2 separate regions of the Homo sapiens genome follow, and region 1 is linked to region 2. A link is a loop called in an ENCODE intact Hi-C map of the cell type or tissue named here. Cell type or tissue: Calu3. All regions are shown on one strand. Links, peaks and the distances in the headings refer to the core of each region. The heading gives the core; the rest is flanking DNA. Region 1 overlaps SIPA1L3 (signal induced proliferation associated 1 like 3). Region 2 overlaps WDR87 (WD repeat domain 87).

Region 1 (2,807 bases), core at 193-2,692, 180 kb after region 2:
ACAGACGGCGACCCACTTTCCCCTTCCTCTCCAGCAGGATTTTCATCTTCTAGAAGTTCAAGGTGGAGACAAAGGGAAGTGACCCCGCAGGGTGTTTTATATGCTGGACAGAAGCACAGACTCCCTTCCCCAGGGGCCTGCAAATCAGGAGGTACTTACACCTCCAATTAGGCAGAGGCCATCTGTTCACTCATATGTATAATACTAAACGAACGTCCTGGACGTTCTAGATGGCTCACGCCTGTAATCCCAGCACTTTGGGAGGCCAAGGCAGGCGGATCATGAGGTCAGGAGATCGAGACCATCCTGGCTAACACGGTGAAACCCTGTCTCTACTAAAAATACAAAAAAATTAGCCAGGTATGGTGGCAGGCACCTGTAGTCCCAGCTACTCAGGAGGCTGAGGCAGGAGAATGGCGTGAACCCAGGAGGCGGAGCTTGCAGTGAGCCGAGATCGCGCCACTGTACTCCAGCCTGGGCAACAGAGCGAGACTCCGTCTCAACTGTTCTAGGCACTGGGAATGCATCAGTGAACAACACAGACATCCCTGCCATTCTGGAGCCAACATTTGAGTGGTGGACCTAGCCAGTAGACAGAACGAACAACTGCTAAGAAAAATTGGAAGAAAGTAGAGTGGGTAATTAAGAAAGGCTTCCAGAAGACCGGGCTTCTCTGTCTCTATAGGGTGATTTGGGAAGGTTTTTGTGTTTGTTTTTGTTTTTGGGGATTTTTTTTTTTTTTTGAGATAGGATCTCGCTTTGTTGCCCAGGCTGGAGTGCAGTGGTGTGATCGTGGCTCATGCAATCTCAACCTCCCGGGTTCGAGTGATCCTTTTACCTCAGCCCCCTGAGTAGCTGGGACTACAGGCACATGCCACCATGCCTGGCTAATTTTTGTATTTTTAGTAGAGATGGGGTTTTGCCATGTTGGCCAGGCTGGTCTTGAGCTGCTGGGCTCAAGTGATCCACCCGCCTTGGCCTCCCAAAGTGCTGGGACTGCAGGTGTGAGCCACCGTGCCCAGCCGGAAGTCCCCATGGAAGAACTGACATCATGGGAAGGAACCAGCCCCAAGAAGGACTGAGGAAGGATATCAGATGTCCTGGATAAGGTTTGGTGCATCAGAACAGAAAAGAAGGCCAGTATGATCAGAGCTTAGTCAGGGATGGGGAGAGACATGGAAGCCAGATCCTGCGGGGCTTGTGGAGCAGGGGAAGGAGTTTGGATGGTGTTTTAATGCAGTAAGTAGTCACTGGGGAGATCTCAGTGAAAAAGTGATGGGCTCTGATTTACCCAGTCATAGTCTGCAGTAACCACATGGATTTCTAGAGACATTCCTTCTGCAGCTTTCCTCCCCAAACTCCACTGGTGCTCATGTTGACTCATCTGTCATTTTCACTTCCTTTCTGGCAGAGTAGCTGAGCTGAGCAAACAACAGAGCAGGTGGACAATAGTCTGGCCTCTGCATGAAGCCACCAGTTCACAGGAAATACAGGGGGCAGAGGAACATGTTAAGTGGCACCTCAGGGATCCTGAAAGTGGGGAAATCCACAGGACAGGTGACCCCTTTCCTTCAACAAGTAAAGAGCATCAAAATAAAGGAAGGTGGCCATTGTAGAGTAGAGGAGACTTGAGAAAATACCTGCATAAGCAGAGGATGATTTCGAACAAACCAGCTCACAAAAGACACCTGCGAGACAATGATGGGAAATGTAATGCAGGCAGGGTAGTGCATGACATTAAAGAATTCTTGTTAATGTAGATGAGTATGATAATGTTACTGTGATTTTTTTTTTTAAATCTTATGTACTAGAGATACAAGCTAAAATATTTATGGGTGAAATGACCTGATGTCTGGCCAGGTATGGTGGTTCATGCCTGTAATCCCAGCACTTTGGGAGGCTGAGGCGGGCGGGGATTGCCTGAGGCCAGGAGTTTGAGACCAGTTTGGCCAATATGACAAAACCCCGTCTCTACTAAAAATAAGAAAAATTAGCCGGGCATGGTAGCACATGCTGGAATTCCAGCTACTTGGGAGGCTGAGGCAGGAGAATCATTCGAACCTTCGAGGTGGATGTTGCAATGAGCCAAGCACATGCCACTGCACTCCAGCCTGGGTGACAGAGCGAGACTCTGTCTCAAAAAAAAAAAAAAATGATGTCTGGGGTTTACTCTAAAACATTCTATCAGAAACAAAGAAGGTCACAAGGCTGGGTGAATAGATGAAATGGGAATGGAAAATAGTTAGTGGTTGTTGGAGCTGATGGGTGACTCAGTCTCCTCTCTGCTTTTGAGTATGTTTGCAAATTTCCATAATAAAAAGATTTTTTAAATGAGTAAGGCTGTCAAGAAAAGTCACATGTCCCACTTTCTGGGAGCAGTAACACGGCCATCGCAGCTCATATTTTCCTTTTCTTCCATTTCAGCATGGCGAGGACAACATCCTTGCTGCCTCCAGCTGGCGGGCGACCACAGCTACTGCCTGCTCTGCGCTACTGAGCCACTCGGTCTGGAGCCCCCAGGACAGCACCTGCTTCCTGAGGTTGTCCTGGCTCAGCTGTGCACAGCGATGGTGGAGAACTGGACTCCACAGGCTCACAACCTTCCTGTCAGGTTTCAGGGCCCAGCATCCTTCATCCTGGGCCTGGCTGCCCTGAACAATGGCTGAGGGCTGGGGGACCCCATAGAGTGACACCACAGCGTACGGGGCCAGCAGCACTCCAGTGCCCGTGGACTATGACCACCTATCGGGCCATCCCCAGCGATGGTGTGGACCTGGCAGCCAGCTGTGGCGCCAGGGTGGGCGATG
Region 2 (2,807 bases), core at 298-2,797:
GGGTGACAGAGCAAAATCCTGTCTTAAAAAAAAAAAAGGCCAGGTGCGGTGGCTCACGCCTGTAATCCCAGCACTTTGGGAGGCTGAGGTGGGTGGATCATGAGGTCAGGAGTTCAAAACCAGCTTGGCCAACATGGTAAAACCCTGTCTCTACTAAAAATACAAAAATTAGCCAGGCATGGTGGCGGGCGCCTGTAATCCCAGCTACTCAGGAGCCTGAGGCAGAGAATTGCTTTGAACCCAGGAGGCGGAAGTTGCAGTGAGCCGAGATTGCAGCACTGCATTCCAGCCTGGGTGATAGGGCGAGACTCCATCTCAAAAACAAAACAAAACAACACCAAAAAACCCAAACAACAACCACAACTCAGAGTTACCCCACTGGCCCCTTCTTGTGGCCCTGGAGCTGCTGAGAGAGTAGTCGTTTGTAACAAATTTGCAGTCACTGCCATCACTTCCCATATTCCAAATAGCTCCACTGGGTCCCACTTCTCTTGACCGGCCTACAGAGAGCAAATGGTTGGGACTATTTGGGGGAATATTTCTAGGTGATGAGTGAGAAGGAGGACTTTCAAACCCCAAATCTCTATGTTTATTTAATTTTATGTGGTTTTTTTTTTTGAGACAGGGTCTCGCTCTGTTGCCCGGGCTGGAGTGCAGTAGTAGAGTCACAGTTCACTGCAGCCTCAAACCCCTGGGCTCAAGCAATCCTCCTGCCTCAGCCTACCGAGTAACTGGGACCACAGGCACACACCCCCATGCCTGGCTAATTTTTTAAAAACTTTTTGTAGATACAGGGTCTCCCTATGTTGCTTAGGTGGTCTCGAACTCCTGGGCTCAAGCGATCCACCTGCCTCAGCCTCCCAAAGTGCTGGGATTACAGGTATGAGACACTGCACCTGGCCCTCTATGTTTATTTATTTATTTATTTATTTATTTATTTATTTGCCACTCTTTCCCACACCATAGACCAGTTTCCTTGGGTTAGCCTCAGAGGATGACATTTGACTCCCTAATCCCAGTACCTGTCCTTAAAAGCAAGTTTGTAGTGAGCTCCAGATGCTTTAATCCCAACAGTCTTGTTTAATATCTTTTATTTCTTTTTCCTTTTTTATTTTTTTTGAGACAGAGTCTCACTCTGTCACCCAGGCTGGAGTGCCGTGGCACTATCTTGGCTCACTGCAACCCCTGCCTCTGGAGTTCAAGTGATTCTCCTGCCTCAGCCTCCTGAGTAGCTGGGATTACAGGCATGCACCACCATGCCCAGCTAATTTTGTATTTTTTTTTAGTAGAGATGGGGTTTTACCATGTTGGCCAGGCTGGTCTCGAACTTCTGACCTCAGGTCATCTGCCCGCCTCAGCCTCCCAAAGTGCTGGGATTACAGGCGTGAGCCACCATGCCCGGCTGATTGTTTAATATCTTAACACAAAGATAATCTAATGGGAGAATTCAAGCTCTGTGGCCAATTTAGCGTGAAGGGTATTTGGGACCAACGCATGTTATTCCTGCTGACTGTGGAGACAAACCAGGTCCATGACTGGGTGTTGACACTGGAACTATATTCCTTTTCTTAGCACCAGTCCACTGTAAGGTACAGCATTAGTTGGTGGCCTGAGGAAAGGCAAACCTCCCACGAGCTTTGCCTTGTTAAAGAGAGTTGACTCTAGGGGGCGCTGCACTCCACGACACGGTCAGGCCCCTGGGCTCCCTTTGGCTCACTTGTTGGCTCCAATGTGCTCTGTTACAGGTGAGTGTGAGGGGATCCAGGCAGGTTTCTTGCTCCCTAGAGCTTATAGTCATCAAAGAAGAGATATAAAATGGATTACAGTGGGAAATTCTAGGTGATGGGTTATATTATCCTTTAGAACTTTTCTGCAACTTTTAATTTCCTCAAATTAAATTGCAAATTAAATTCAGTTTTAAGAAGGAAAAGTATGAAGTGCTTTGAGTACATATAACGAGGAGACCTGGCCACCCAAAAGGAAGGTGATGAGTGCGCCACACTGTGAGACAGGGCCCTGCATGGATTATATAACCTTGCAGGTGGTCTCACATTTGGGCACAGGGGTGCAGAAAGTCCAGCTGATATCAGAAGGGCCTAATTAGTTGACTGTAAAGTCAGAGGGGCAACCTAGGCTTACTTGGTTCTTTGAATGACATTACTGATAAGGAGCCCAAGTTTGTCCCCAGGGCCTGGGAGTGCTACTCTGGCCTTCAGGTGGCTGCATAGCTAGGGCTGGGGGTGGAATGCATTTAACTTTCTTAATGGGAATAAATAGTTTTCCAGGCTGACAAACATACATTAACAGGGTGGGCTAGTTTCTGTTGGATGGAAGAGTTACCCTGGATCCCTGAGAAGTAACGACAGTATCCAGGATTAATTAGGTTGTAAAGTAGTAACCAGGAGTTTTACATATCTTTTAATTCTTATTTATTTTGAGACAGGGCCTCACTCTCACCCAGGCTGGAGTGCAGTGGCATGATCATGGCTCACTGCAGCCTCAACCACTCCGGCTCAAGTGATCCTTCTGCCTTAGCCTCCTGAGTAGTTGGGACTACAGGCTAGTGCTACCACACCTGGCTAATTTTTGTACTTTTTGTAGAGATGGGGTTTCACCATGTTGCCCAGGCTGGTCTCAAACTCCTGGCCTCAAAGAATCCACTTGCCTCAGCCTCCCAAAGTGTTGGGATTACTACAGGTGTCAGCCACCACACCCAGCCAATTTGGTTTAATTCTTACAATTATTCTAACGACTTAGCTATTATCCTCCCTGTAATTAAACAACCTTTTTTGTTTTTTGTTTTGTTT

What was found. Peaks named below come from ENCODE experiments on the same cell type or tissue, not always from the same donor. Only the 100,000 strongest peaks of a DNase experiment are listed, where the experiment ranks them.
Region 1: a loop joins it to region 2, with 6 times the contacts of the local background. A loop is called at or near these places in 86 of 110 quality-filtered maps.

Annotation. Positions count from the first base shown.
Region 1 is chr19:38,078,832-38,081,638 of GRCh38, forward strand. It overlaps SIPA1L3 (signal induced proliferation associated 1 like 3), which reads left to right. Exons shown (of 22, transcript NM_015073.3): 3 at 2,425-2,807. The coding sequence starts at 2,735. Among named protein-coding and RNA genes, the nearest start is that of SNORD152, 83 kb to the right of the region's middle. RefSeq lists an enhancer at 2,615-2,807. In Calu3, for the core only: no CTCF peak of the experiment used is centred there; a DNase peak (open chromatin) is centred at 1,400.
Region 2 is chr19:37,901,114-37,903,920 of GRCh38, forward strand. The region is part of intron 1 of WDR87 (WD repeat domain 87); the gene reads right to left. Among named protein-coding and RNA genes, the nearest start is that of WDR87, 4.1 kb to the right of the region's middle. In Calu3, for the core only: a CTCF peak has its summit at 1,669 (motif pointing right); a DNase peak (open chromatin) is centred at 1,688.